Regions from separate parts of the Homo sapiens genome. Here region 2 is linked to region 1. Evidence: chromatin contacts called from ENCODE Hi-C data. All regions are on one chromosome and are shown on one strand. The core of a region is the stretch at or near the end of the contact, and the rest is flanking DNA. Distances in the headings are between cores, read along the strand shown.

Evidence for each region. Hi-C counts contacts between places; a loop is a spot of excess contacts on that map. Pooled maps may share reads with other maps.
Region 2: a pooled map shows a loop between it and region 1 (6-fold over the local background). The contact joins the promoter of BIRC2 here to the promoter of NPAT in region 1. A Hi-C loop is called at or near these places in 10 of 50 pooled maps.

What each region holds. Positions count from the first base shown.
Region 1 is chr11:108,216,681-108,223,887 of GRCh38, forward strand. It overlaps NPAT (nuclear protein, coactivator of histone transcription), which reads right to left and starts at 5,958. Exons shown (of 18, transcript NM_002519.3): 1 at 5,820-5,958. The coding sequence starts at 5,856. ATM (ATM serine/threonine kinase) reads left to right here and starts at 6,387. Exons shown (of 63, transcript NM_000051.4): 1 at 6,387-6,506. RefSeq lists enhancers at 1,672-1,816, 2,377-2,878, 5,854-5,913, 6,324-6,483, 6,794-6,873 and a cis regulatory region at 1,744.
Region 2 is chr11:102,343,006-102,350,212 of GRCh38, forward strand. It overlaps BIRC2 (baculoviral IAP repeat containing 2), which reads left to right and starts at 4,209. Exons shown (of 9, transcript NM_001166.5): 1 at 4,209-4,371; 2 at 5,593-7,207. The coding sequence starts at 6,850. RefSeq lists an enhancer at 4,761-4,830.

The DNA.
Region 1 (7,207 bases), core at 4,708-7,207:
TTTCATAAAACATTATACCTCTGTATAGCACACACATGAGATGGGGCTGTTAAAAGCTAGATTACCTCTATAATAAGTGTTTAAGTTATAATGTATCTCAAAATAGTAATATCTAGGATACATTATCTTCTGCTCTTAACAACATGCCCCAACTTTGGCAATCTTGAGTTCTCATTTTAGATTAGATTTGATGTATTCTGGTTTACTTTTGTCCCAAAAGTTCCAAAATAATGTAGTAAATAGTTGACTACTCTCATGTTCACTGATCATTATATAGCAAGTCCTCGAATACCATCATTTTGTTCAATGTTTTTGTTATACTGCTGATGAGAGAAAAAAATCAATTTCTGGCTGAGGACACTGTATGTGTGGAGTTTACACATTTTCCCCATGCCTGCATGGGTTTTCTCCAGGTACACGTTTCTTCCCAAACTCCAAAGATGTGCACGTTGTTAACTGGTGTGTCTAAATTATTACAGTGTGAGCATGAGTGAGTGTACGTGGGCGTGTGAGTGCTCCCTTCAACAGAATGACATCCTGCCCAGGGTTAGTTCCTGCCTTGCACCCTAAGCTGCTGGGATAGGCTCTAGCTACCTGCAACCTTGAACTGGACTAACTGGGTAAGTAATTATCTTGTTTTTATTAATCCATCTTAAATGTATATATAGCTTACATGTATTTCAATGTTTAATATTAGAAGTGTTTTGGACTTTATTTACAAGTGTGGTGATATTTTTGTGACCAAAAATATGCTGAAGAAATTCTTGTATATATCAGTTAGCCTATGGTAAAATTAGTTTGATTATATATCATTTTGCTTAAAGTTGCAGTTTTCAAGAACCTATTGAACCTATTAAATTAGGCCTTACTATATATATATGATTAGTATCTGCCTACAAAATGTTTATTTATCATCATTAAGTATCTGACTATAACCAATTCTCAGTCAGGTAACAGGAAATTTTAGGCACAAATTAATTCTAAATCTCTGGTGTTAGATGAATGAAAATCCAAATATGATGAAAATACTGGCTGGGCACAGTGGCTCATGGCTATAATCCCAGCACTTTGGGAGGCCGAGGCGCATGGATCACTTGAGGTCAGGAGTTCCAGAACAGCCTGGCCAATATGGTGAAACCCAGTCTCTACTAAAAATACAAAAATTAGCCGGGCGTGGTGGTGAGCGCCTGTAATCCCAGCTACTTCAGAGGCTGAGGCAGGAGAATCACTTGAACCTGGGAGGCAGAGGTTGCAGTAAGCCAAGATCTCACTGCTGCACCCAGCCTGGATGACAAGAGTGCAATTCTGTCTCAAGAAATAAATAAATAAAATAGAAAATACAAACTAGGCACTAATCATCTCTTATCAGTATAATACAAATCGTTATTCTACAACTAATATTAGTTATTACTGTTTTTTCCTTTTATTCCTAAAAACAACTTAAGAATAAAAGAAGTGTATTTTTTTGTGTAAACTTACTGACAAAGGTCCCCGAATAGGTAAGAAAGTATGCCTGAGTTTCCTTCTTAACATAATATTATCTTCAGCCTACTTTTATTATAAGTGGAGGTGGTAATGAGTAACTAAATGAATTGAAGGGGAAACAACCGAAAAAGAGAAGAAAGGATAAGATCCTAACTATATGAAGGGTATTTTTTCTTCCTACTTGTAGAGAGGGAAAGATAAAAAGAGAGGTTTAAAGCAAGCAAGAGATAGTAAAGCACGCTATGTGAAAACATCTCCTTCACATATTTTATTATTTCCTAGAAAGATTAGTAATTTAATGTTCGTTAAGCATGCAAATAATTCTTAGGAAGCCGTACCTTATGTTGTCTTATATTACTAGATCCACAAATAACAGGGACAAGGTTTCTGTCTATAAAGTTACAATTTACTTGGAGATAGAAGATATATACACAAATAACTGTAATGCAAAGCAAAAATGGTAAGAAAATAGAGCTGACTCACTTCATGGGAAGGGAGGGGCTGGAGAAACCACTACTAAGCTTGGAAATTATGTGATGTTTGAAGGTGCAGATGAGTACTGAAGGATGGTTGGGAATCCCAAAGAAGCTGACAGAAAGTATATATGCAATCATATTTGGGGAACATGTCCAGTTTGGATGCAGCACAAGGTTTATGAAGGGTAACAGTTGGAGATACAACAGAAAAGACAAAATGGGTAAGGATCATGAAAAGTTTTAGACAGCAATGAGTACATATATTATTAAATAAACAAAGGAGTGTCATAATCAGAGCCATACTTTTGCAAATGTTTTATTAAATATCTATGTTTTGGTGATATAAAGGTGAATAGAACCAGCAGCTCTTGACCTGTTAGGGGTGTGTCAGTTTTGGTCCTGTTTGACCTCAAACACGTTCTTGACCCTTCTGTCGCTCTCTACTGTATGACATAAAGCTTGACTCTATATAGGCAATGTTCCCCAAGCTCTTCTGTCGGCCTGCTACTGGCTGGGCTCAGTAAATAGGAAGCACTGGTGGGAGGCTGGAGGGCAGGAGGAAGCAGCCATATTTTTCCCCCATTCCCTTTCTGCCTCAGTAGAGTCTCCTCTAAGACTACCACTCCCTCATCAGACAAGTCTTCCACGTTCCGCAGTCAAACCAGCCTCTTGATTGCTTCCTCTCTCCTTATCCTTCTCATTAGCATAGTGGCTTCCTACTGTTGCTAACCACTGAGATGCCTTAGTTGTAAGCTGCTGGGCGTCTTAGCTTTTCTCTCACCAGTGTAAACGAATTCTCTCATTAAATCTTTCCATGTTAAATACTCAGAATGGTTTCTACTTTTTTTACTGCATGCTGTCTCATACAGAAGGTAACAAATCTATTCAAGAAAACCTTCACAGATGATAGTTTTGGGGACTCCCAGAACTCTTGAAGCTTGTCCATTCATCCATGACTAAGACTACTAATAAAACAAAAAACCAAGTAAGTTTCAAATTGGGAAGATGAAAAAGTTCCAGAAACTGATGGTAGTGATGGTTGCAGAAAAATGTCAATATAGTTAACACTACTGATCTGTACATTAAAAACAAACAACAACAACAACAACAACAACAACAAACTCATTGTTTTGGGCTTTAAGAACTATACATTTTTAAGTGTTGAATTTTGTTAGTATATTTTATCAAAAAAAAGTAAACACACATCTACAATGAGACATGATAAGGTTGTAACAGAAGTACAATGCTATGGCAACATTTAAGAAGTACTGACTGTACTTGCTGAATGAAGTTTCAGAGATCAGGCATGACCTGAACCTTGAATAGAAGTGTACTAGGAAGACAAAGAGAAGTAGAATACATACAAGAATTTTCAAAGAAACTTCAATTCGTTTGGCATGTCTGCAGCATAAAACAGATGTTAGGAAGTTGAGATCAAGTTGGAGAGGTAGGTAGGATCAGTTCCACAGAGCACCTTGAATAAATAGATAAAAACTGAACTGATGGCCCAGAGGCAACAAACACTTTGATGTATTCTGGCCCACACAACATTTTGTAAAATCCCAGCAAGGCAATAAGGGCTACTTAAGTGGAGTAGTGAGATGCAAAAGTCAGAGTGCAGTATCCTGAAGGATAAAAGGTAGGTGAAGAACAGCAACTAAGTGGAATTCATTGTTCTTTGAATAAATTTGACTTGTGAAAGGGTGACACAGAACATAAGACAGAATGTTCTGTTTAATGGGTGTCTAATGTCTAGTGGGGTCCAGAAAAGTGTTTTTTTGTGTGTATGTTTAAGAATTTAAAAAAAACCTAATTATCTGAACACTAAGGGGAGAAAACTTAACTTCTCTATGTTCAGCAATTGGCACAGTGTTTGGAACATACTAGGCACCCAAAGATTTGCTAGAAAAAAAACATTATGAAGGGACCAATAACAAGAGGAGCTGAAGATGGCGAGGGGGTACTGATAGGAAAAGAATCATGAGTAAATAATAAACCTCATATGAGAAAGATATACACGATATGTATCTATTTAAGATGTAAAATGATAAACGACAAAAGTAAGAGCATTAGGCATGGGGAGGCTTTTTTGTATTGTATACTCCTGCCCATCTGAAATTTTTAGTAAGAATAGAATTATCTCAACTTTCAGACTAAAAGGTATAGTGTGAAAGCTTCAGGGAGATTTGTAACAACAGTAAATAAAATGAATTGCGAGGACAACTGTCTGGGAAGCCATGACAGAAGTCCAAAAGAGAAGTAATGGCAGGCACATTGCGGGATTGGTGGCAGTGAAAATGGAATGTGAATGACAAAGATTTTTAAGATAAGAAAACCATGGCTGGCGTTTTTTGTCCATTAAATGAAAAGCAGGAAGTCAGCAGAGTAGCTGGTTTGTGGAGAAAGAATACTCACACATCGATGTGAATTATTTCAATTAGAAAATGATACTGCTTTCTTAGGGCTTTCTTAACTAGGGGTGATTCTGCCCTCCAGGGGACATACTAGCAATATCTAGAGACATTTTCACTGATCACAACTGGGTAAGGGTAGGGTGGGGAACGGGTGTCCTACTGTAATCTAGTGAATAGAAGCCAGGAATGCTGCTAAACATCCTACAATGTTTGAGCACAGGATAGCTCCCCACAATAAAGAATTATGAGGCCCAAAATGTTAACAGTACTGAGGCTGAGAAACCATGTTTAAGACTATAGTTACCGAAACTCAACTAGATTACCAAACTGCCAAAACTCAGAATTCTTAAGCAAAAGATTAATCAGACATTAACAAAACATTAAACTTGTCATTAAGTTTCTTCAAAAATGGATGGTGGAACCATTTCCGTTTAACGTTTCCTGCAAAATGTGCTTATCAAGAGCCCTGCGCAAATAACATTTTTGTGGACAGCGCTGGGCATTTAAAAGAGGCACAAGACAAATGGGTTTTCCGAACAATAAAATAATAGTAGTAATGGCTGTGAATACTATGGGAGGTTTCATCACAGATGCTTGCCATTTACTTTTAGGGACGTCGCATACGACGTCCGTAAATTACTGGCTCGGGTTTTGAGCTTTACCTGGCTCTCGTCCCCTGTAGTACAATCCTCTTTATTCTTTCAGGGGACAAACAACAACAAAACCCGTCTCTCACACAGACAATACACCCTGACAGACAAGTGACCCACAAACAATCCCTCCTCAAATGAAGGTAAAACTAGGGCTAGAAAACGTTCAACTAATTTAAGGCAATTAACCCTCTGAAATTTTTCGCTGATCAAAGGAACAGGAATTGCTGTTTTAAAATATGCAACTGGCATTTCACACCTCTACACTGGACGACGTATTGCGTGGAGGATGGAGAAGGAAGATCACCCCTACTCCCAAATTCGTAGTTATAAGGGCGGGTTATTAGAAGGGCGCCAGGAAGGTCTCTCTACAAAGATGGGGGGCCGGGGAACTCCCTATTTGCCCTATTTTGGTCCCAACACTGAACCAAGGAAATTGCGCCCAAGGTTGAAGCACACGCAATCCGTCCGTCATGCAGACAAATGCTCTTTCAGGGGTCCTAATTAAGTGTGGAGGCCTGACTTTCCTTCCGAATCCGCCCCAGGTGTTCCACCCCGAGCTTCCCCTCGGGCTTCCCCTCGCCACGCAGCCTCTGAAGAGAGGAGCATCTACATACAAAGAGGCTTAAACTGCCCAGAACCTCCGAATGACGAAGAATCACCGCCAGTCTCAACTCGTAAGCTGGGAGGCAAAACCCCAAAGCTTCCCTACCAAGGGAAAACCTTTGGCCTCAAAGGTCCTTCTGTCCAGCATAGCCGGGTCCAATAACCCTCCATCCCGCGTCCGCGCTTACCCAATACAAGCCGGGCTACGTCCGAGGGTAACAACATGATCAAAACCACAGCAGGAACCACAATAAGGAACAAGACTCAGGTTAAAGCAAACACAGCGACAGCTCCTGCGCCGCATCTCCTGGTTCCAGTGGCGGCACTGAACTCGCGGCAATTTGTCCCGCCTCTTTCGCTTCACGGCAGCCAATCGCTTCCGCCAGAGAAAGAAAGGCGCCGAAATGAAACCCGCCTCCGTTCGCCTTCGGAACTGTCGTCACTTCCGTCCTCAGACTTGGAGGGGCGGGGATGAGGAGGGCGGGGAGGACGACGAGGGCGAAGAGGGTGGGTGAGAGCCCCGGAGCCCGAGCCGAAGGGCGAGCCGCAAACGCTAAGTCGCTGGCCATTGGTGGACATGGCGCAGGCGCGTTTGCTCCGACGGGCCGAATGTTTTGGGGCAGTGTTTTGAGCGCGGAGACCGCGTGATACTGGATGCGCATGGGCATACCGTGCTCTGCGGCTGCTTGGCGTTGCTTCTTCCTCCAGAAGTGGGCGCTGGGCAGTCACGCAGGGTTTGAACCGGAAGCGGGAGTAGGTAGCTGCGTGGCTAACGGAGAAAAGAAGCCGTGGCCGCGGGAGGAGGCGAGAGGAGTCGGGATCTGCGCTGCAGCCACCGCCGCGGTTGATACTACTTTGACCTTCCGAGTGCAGTGGTAGGGGCGCGGAGGCAACGCAGCGGCTTCTGCGCTGGGAAATTCAGTCGTGTGCGACCCAGTCTGTCCTCTCCCCAGACCGCCAATCTCATGCACCCCTCCAGAGTGGCCCTTGACTCCTCCCTCTCCTCACTCCATCTTTCCTGGCCTCTCTCCGGGTGCTTAGCGGACTTGGCCAATAACCTCCTCCTTTTAAACGCCCTGAATTGAACCCTGCCTCCTGCGCATCCTCTTTTTGTGTCACCTTAGGGTTCAGATTTAACTACGCGACTTGACTAGTCATCTTTTGATCTCTCTCTCGTATTTAGTACTTTTAGTCAGCGAGCATTTATTGATATTTCAACTTCAGCCTCGCGGTTAAGAGCTTGGGCTCTGGAATCATACGGCTGGAATTGGAATTCTGTCAGTCGTGTGGCCGCTCTCTACTGTCTTGTGAAGATAAGTGAGATAATCTTGACCTGTGGTGAGCACTCGTGAGCGTTAGCTGCTGTATTTACCAGGTACAGATAAGACAACTACAGTGGATGATAATGTATGTGGTGATAGGGGAGTACTCTGATGGTAGAGGAGTGACTTTGGTTCTCTGCAAACTCAGCCTGAGACTATCAATTCAGTTTGTGGTGAGACCTCGCAGTGTTACCTTGGCAGATGGTAGAAGCCTTCCAGATGGAAGGAAAAATGCGTGTAAAGGCACAAAGTGT
Region 2 (7,207 bases), core at 2,959-5,458, 5.9 Mb before region 1:
AATCTTTTTAGCAATTACCTTGGCTGAGTGCTCATATACAAAATAAACTGATTAAATCAAGGGAGCTATTGGATCCTCTCTAGTTCCAAAACCCTAATGAAGGGTTTTATGAAAATTAAAACCCAAAGTCTTACCACAGAAATATAAAGTGACTTTTTTTTTTTAAACAGATGAAAACATAATGCTTGGGATGCCTGCAAGTGACTAAAAGTTGGAAAGGGAAGTTCTGATGTGACCCAAATTTGTAAGTTCTTAATGTCCTATTTGAATTTTTTAAAAAATTCAAAAATTCAGGAATATATGCATGTCATTTGTGTACATACTGACAAAGACTATCTCTTTGACCAAACTTCTGAGCCTCTTCTGAGCCCTCTTCTTGACTAGGCCTTGACTTTGGGCCCTACCCCACCTGTAATTGTCGGCCTACCTCAGTCTTAATAAGAATCCTGTCAGTTTAGTGAGGATCCCGCCACTCTGGGTATCTGATCAAGTTCCTCATTCTCCACTTCTGAAGTATAAGCCCTTAGCCTGCCTTCAGCAAGAATCCTACCACCCCTGATGTCTCCTTTTAGTACTTTTCTATCCACTGACCCTCCTTACTCTACCTGTTGGTTATAAATACCCCAGCTGTCCTTGCTGTATTCCCAGTTGAGCCCAATCTTGCTTCCCTATTACAATGTTTTGATTGCACAGTCCTGAATAAAGTCTTCCTTACCATTTTAACAAACGTCAGAATTTTTTTTTCTTTAACAATACCTCACAACCAATCCTAACATTCTTTTATACTCACCTAACTTAAAAAATAAATAAAACATTACATATACAATTGATGCATAGGAAAAGTTTTTCAATCCCATTCATAATATAGCAATAAAAAATGGTAACTGAACTGAAATACTATTTATTATTTAACAGGTTGGCAACAATCCAAATGTCTGACAACTTACTCCACGGATGAAGCTGTGGGAAAAACAGGCACTCACATACATTGCTGATTGGATTGCAAAATGCCAACATACTCATGGATGGGTATGTGGCCATATTAGGCAAATTTATGTATGGATTTACCATTTGAACTAACTTCTGGGAATATATCCTAAAATAAGATGTGTTCCCATGATTATTCATTACAGCACTATTTGTAATAGCAAAAGGCTGGAAACCACCCAGATGTCCATCCATAGGGAAGTAGCTGAATATATTATGGTACTAATTTTATCTATGGCTGGGGAGCTTATTCAGGCTGGCTCCTTAGTCTTTGACACGGCCCTAACAGTTTTTGGCTGCTTTCTGAATTACATTGTTCAAGTTGAATATATTATGGCACATCTACACAATGGAGTACTATATAGAAATGAGGAATAGCTCTATATGTTAGTATTATACAATCTCTAGAATTTATTATAAAGTGAAAAAAGGTGGAGAAAATGTGCTACTACTGTTTATCTAAGAAAAGGGTAGGTATAAACATGCATAATTACATTTTTAAAATGAAAAAATGAATCATAAAAAGTGTTTAAGTCATTACTTATAGGGCAGGAAGGAAAAAGTAGAGGGGAGACCAAGGATTTTCAAAATAAAGGGAGTTACAGATGTGTAATCAAAGAGGTTAAATAAAACCTTGACTTCCTGAATTTGAATCGGAAGTATCAATGAGTTCATAATATATTTGATTTAAAAGACAAAAACCAAATCAAAACAAACCCATACTAACCAGCTCTGTCCATTGAACAGGTATAGAAACAATCAAACTCATTAACAACACGACAAACATTTTTTGTTTGTTTCTTTGTTGTTCCTTGCAGCGCCAGCTTAAAGGAGACATCCAGATTATGCTCTTTAAATATCATTTCCCACTAAAGGATCCAGGGCACTTAGGAGTAATGGCTTATTATGGGTATGGAGTAAGAAATACACAAAATGAGCCTGGAAAGCAAAGACTACTAGGAAAGTATCAGAAAGACTCAGGAGCCAACCTGAGTAAACTCTCACCGGCCTAAAATAAACAACTTGAGCACTAATAGTGGTAATAGCTACAGTGGATTACAACTCACCAAACTTCTTTAAATCCCTGGATTCATAATGATGGCTGTTTACTTTTGAGGGTTTTTAAAAAAAATCCGGCAGAGATTTTTAAATAGTATATGGTAGTGATCTAATTTTATTTTCCATTAGAATAACCATTCATTCAGCATTACTTATTGAGTAATTAATCATTTTCTCATTAATACATAATGCCAGTATATCAAATTCCCAAATACATAGATATGGGTCTCTTCTTGGGGCTCTGTATCTCCTTCCTTTAATTGTCCATCTTAGGGCGTTTAATAATACAAGACTGTCTCAATTACTATGGCTTTATTGTAACTCATTACCTGGTAGGACAAGACCTTCCAATCTTACTTTTCTTCTTCAAAATTGTTTTAAATACTGTAAATTTTTTTTCTACATAAATGTGAAAAACGTTAGAAGGGCAACTGCAGCAGACATACATAGCTTATTTTTTTAAGATTAACAGCAACTTTATACTAGCAAAATGAAAAAAAATTAACTGAATAAACAGGTAACTGAATTAACTAGCTGTAACACTAGACTACAAAGTTATACAAGATTAAAAGTTATGAGGTACTATTTATTATATGTAAATATTACAAATATTTTTTGTTAAAAATATCTAAGGCTTTTGAGTTTTTGAAATGCAAGCTTTCCCCTATACTTAAGTATATTCATTATCTTACTGCTTTGGTCAGGACAAGAACTGAAAAAGAGAAATAATCTTGAGTTCAGAATGAACAATTCTTGCTATATATATTTTCCCACATGTGTTAGGAATGTTCTGTAAACCTTCCGAGAAATAGTGACTTGAACTAAATACTAAACTACTACCAAGCCCCAGGTGCATTTTTGGAAGTTTTTAGTCATTGGGAGCCATGGCATTTCTTTTCTCTGTATTACAAACTGTTACACTCACTTTCTTTGACTATTAACATTGGAACAGTAGACCTCCTGTTCTGTGACTGACTGGCAGGCAGAAATGACACAGACAGGAAATGGGAAATGGTTCAGGGTCTTGGAATTCCCCCGGCTCCCTAATTAAGTGGCTTGCTATTTGGAAGTTTTTTAAATATTTGCCCCTTGGAGTTCCCCAGAGAGAAGCAAGCATCGGATTCAACGGGCAAAGAGCGTCAACTTCAAAAGTCGTTCGTTGGTTGTCATACCACAAACATTTACTGCACGACACTGTGTCTATGGCACTATTGGGGGAGTATGGCGGGGGGATACAAAAGGTCCATGACTAGCAAAAGCCAAGGGTTTTTATTTACAAATTTTCTATTACCTAAGCATTAAAAAAAATTGGGCTCCTCTCTGGTTTATGTACAATTATATGTGCATGTACACCAATACACAGGCAGACGTATATATTTCATTTTATTGAAACATTCAGAAAATACTGGGAGTGAAGCCTGACTTGCAATACAGTTCTCTTTGCTGGCAATGAGCATCTGAAATAATGACACTTTTTTCTTTAGTGCATATGAACTGTTTGTCTCCAGAACAGAAAACCAAAAGTTTAAAAACAAGATACTCCCGTTGACATCAAGTCTTCAGAATTATTCATCTGATGCTTCCTAGTTTCCAAAGTTTCGCTTTTTTCGATTTGCACAGGCAGCTGTTGAACGCTGATGCTACACAAACGGTTACAATTGTTTACTTAAGCAAAAAATGCCACCAGACTGACTCCATCCTCAAAATGCAGTCATCTGGACGGGGGGAGGCATCACACTTGGGGAGCCTTGCCAGGGGCCAGATCATAACCCTGAGGTGACACAGGGTAGGACGCGCAAAACCACCGGCGCCAGGGCGTTTCCGCAGGGTTTCCCAAAACTCAAACGCAGCGGCTCACGGTTTGCCACGTCCCCCAGGAGAATGGTAGACACAGAGAGGAAATGTGGAGAGGGCACAAACCGCAAGGTGAAGAAAACGAACAAACACCGAGTTGATACGGATAGTCCCCGTTCCCCTGAGGGCCGACCCCGTGACTCCCGATGAGCGTCCAGTTGCGCCGGGCATCCTGGCCTCCCAGCGTCTTTCCCGGAGGTTCATCGCCGCACGGCGGAAAGCGCTCTCGGTTCCGCTTTCCGGCCCCAGCCTCCCGGGCGCCCTCGCGCGGCGGCTAACGCTGGTCCTCGGCCGGGCGCGCTGACGTCATCGTGCGTCAGAGTGAGCCCGGATGGGGCGGCGGGCTTCGGGAGCGCCCGGGCTGATCCGAGCCGAGCGGGCCGTATCTCCTTGTCGGCGCCGCTGATTCCCGGCTCTGCGGAGGCCTCTAGGCAGCCGCGCAGCTTCCGTGTTTGCTGCGCCCGCACTGCGGTGAGTGCTGCTCCTTCCGGGCTCGGGCGGCGTGGGGCGGGTGGGGACGCGAGGGCCCGCGGGGGCCCACTTCCCTGATGTGGCGGCGAACGAGGAAGGACGGGGCCTGAGGCCCTTCGGCCAAGGGTCGAGGGTCGCCGGGGGCTCTCTGCTTTCTACTCTCGCCAAGGTTTTATTGGATTCGGAAGCCCCAACTTCGAGACTTGCAGTCAAAGCGATTTTTAAAATGACTTGTTTTCAAGCCTCTGGCCGCCGCCCACTCTTCTGGCCCTTGGACTTTGACCAAGATGTTTTCTCGCAGTTTTTGCAAGGTTTTAAACTTAGCCCTCGGCGTTCTTTTAATGTAATACATTGAAACGAAGATATTTCGGTGGCGGCGATATTTCATATTTCATAGTTGCCACTGCGCTCTGTCATTCCAGTAGTCGTCTGTTGTGTATTGTGAGAAGCAACTCTGGGAAATTATTGGGTAAATCCCATAGTTTCTATTCTTTTCCCTTCCATCCTATCCCCTGCCCAGCTGCAATTTGCGTAAAGAGAATGCAGCAGTGCGGTGCACGTAGATAAAAATCTTTCATTTAAAGATAGGATATAAGACCGGGTGTAATTAAAGCAATCATGCCAGTGGTCGTAGTGCCGGAGCCACTGTTTCACAGGCCACTGTGTTAGGTTTTGTTTTCGAGTTGCTTTCTGTGGTCGTTGCTTTGAAATTGTAAGGGAATGGCAGAGTTTAAGAGTTTATATTAATGAACTCGTGGTGCATTTTACTGCAGTTTTCCTAGTCGTGGAGAGACTTGATATTACAAACTAACGTTGCTGTCTTAATTCCTGCTGTACTGCTGCTGACAGGGTGTAGTGGAGTGTCTGTCTGTCTTTTTAACCAATGTGCCTTTGCCTCCAGCAGAGTGCCAGAGTTACCTTTAGGCCAGAAAAGGGGAGGAGAGCAAGGACAAAATGTTTCCTGTGTGAAAATTTCCATCTGTCTCTGAAGTTGTGCGTTTTAAAGACACGTATAGTTAGTGCTATGGGGAGTATGTTGCATTTACTTATTTTAATTAATAGCTTTTTCATTTAGAAAGTTGTGACAAATTGCTGGAATTAAGATGTATTATCTAAAGTGTGAATTATTCTTAGACTTTACTGAATAAATTGAAGAGTATGTAAGTTCTATTTGGCATGCACATACAGTTTTCTAAAATACTTTTTGTTTTTTCTTTTCAGATTTACAACCCTGAAGAATCTCCCTATCCCTATTTTGTCCCCCTGCAGTAATAAATCCCATTATGGAGATCTCGAAACTTTATAAAGGGATATAGTTTGAATTCTATGGAGTGTAATTTTGTGTATGAATTATATTTTTAAAACATTGAAGAGTTTTCAGAAAGAAGGCTAGTAGAGTTGATTACTGATACTTTATGCTAAGCAGTACTTTTTTGGTAGTACAATATTTTGTTAGGCGTTTCTGATAACACTAGAAAGGACAAGTTTTATCTTGTGATAAATTGATTAATGTTTACAACATGACTGATAATTATAGCTGAATAGTCCTTAAATGATGAACAGGTTATTTAGTTTTTAAATGCAGTGTAAAAAGTGTGCTGTGGAAATTTTATGGCTAACTAAGTTTATGGAGAAAATACCTTCAGTTGATCAAGAATAATAGTGGTATACAAAGTTAGGAAGAAAGTCAACATGATGCTGCAGGAAATGGAAACAAATACAAATGATATTTAACAAAGATAGAGTTTACAGTTTTTGAACTTTAAGCCAAATTCATTTGACATCAAGCACTATAGCAGGCACAGGTTCAACAAAGCTTGTGGGTATTGACTTCCCCCAAAAGTTGTCAGCTGAAGTAATTTAGCCCACTTAAGTAAATACTATGATGATAAGCTGTGTGAACTTAGCTTTTAAATAGTGTGACCATATGAAGGTTTTAATTACTTTTGTTTATTGGAATAAAATGAGATTTTTTGGGTTGTCATGTTAAAGTGCTTATAGGGAAAGAAGCCTGCATATAATTTTTTACCTTGTGGCATAATCAGTAATTGGTCTGTTATTCAGGCTTCATAGCTTGTAACCAAATATAAATAAAAGGCATAATTTAGGTATTCTATAGTTGCTTAGAATTTTGTTAATATAAATCTCTGTGAAAAATCAAGGAGTTTTAATATTTTCAGAAGTGCATCCACCTTTCAGGGCTTTAAGTTAGTATTACTCAAGATTATGAACAAATAGCACTTAGGTTACCTGAAAGAGTTACTACAACCCCAAAGAGTTGTGTTCTAAGTAGTATCTTGGTAATTCAGAGAGATACTCATCCTACCTGAATATAAACTGAGATAAATCCAGTAAAGAAAGTGTAGTAAATTCTACATAAGAGTCTATCATTGATTTCTTTTTGTGGTAAAAATCTTAGTTCATGTGAAGAAATTTCATGTGAATGTTTTAGCTATCAAACAGTACTGTCACCTACTCATGCACAAAACTGCCTCCCAAAGACTTTTCCCAGGTCCCTCGTATCAAAACATTAAGAGTATAATGGAAGATAGCACGATCTTGTCAGATTGGACAAACAGCAACAAACAAAAAATGAAGTATGACTTTTCCTGTGAACTCTACAGAATGTCTACATATTCAACTTTCCCCGCCGGGGTGCCTGTCTCAGAAAGGAGTCTTGCTCGTGCTGGTTTTTATTATACTGGTGTGAATGACAAGGTCAAATGCTTCTGTTGTGGCCTGATGCTGGATAACTGGAAACTAGGAGACAGTCCTATTCAAAAGCATAAACAGCTATATCCTAGCTGTAGCTTTATTCAGAATCTGGTTTCAGCTA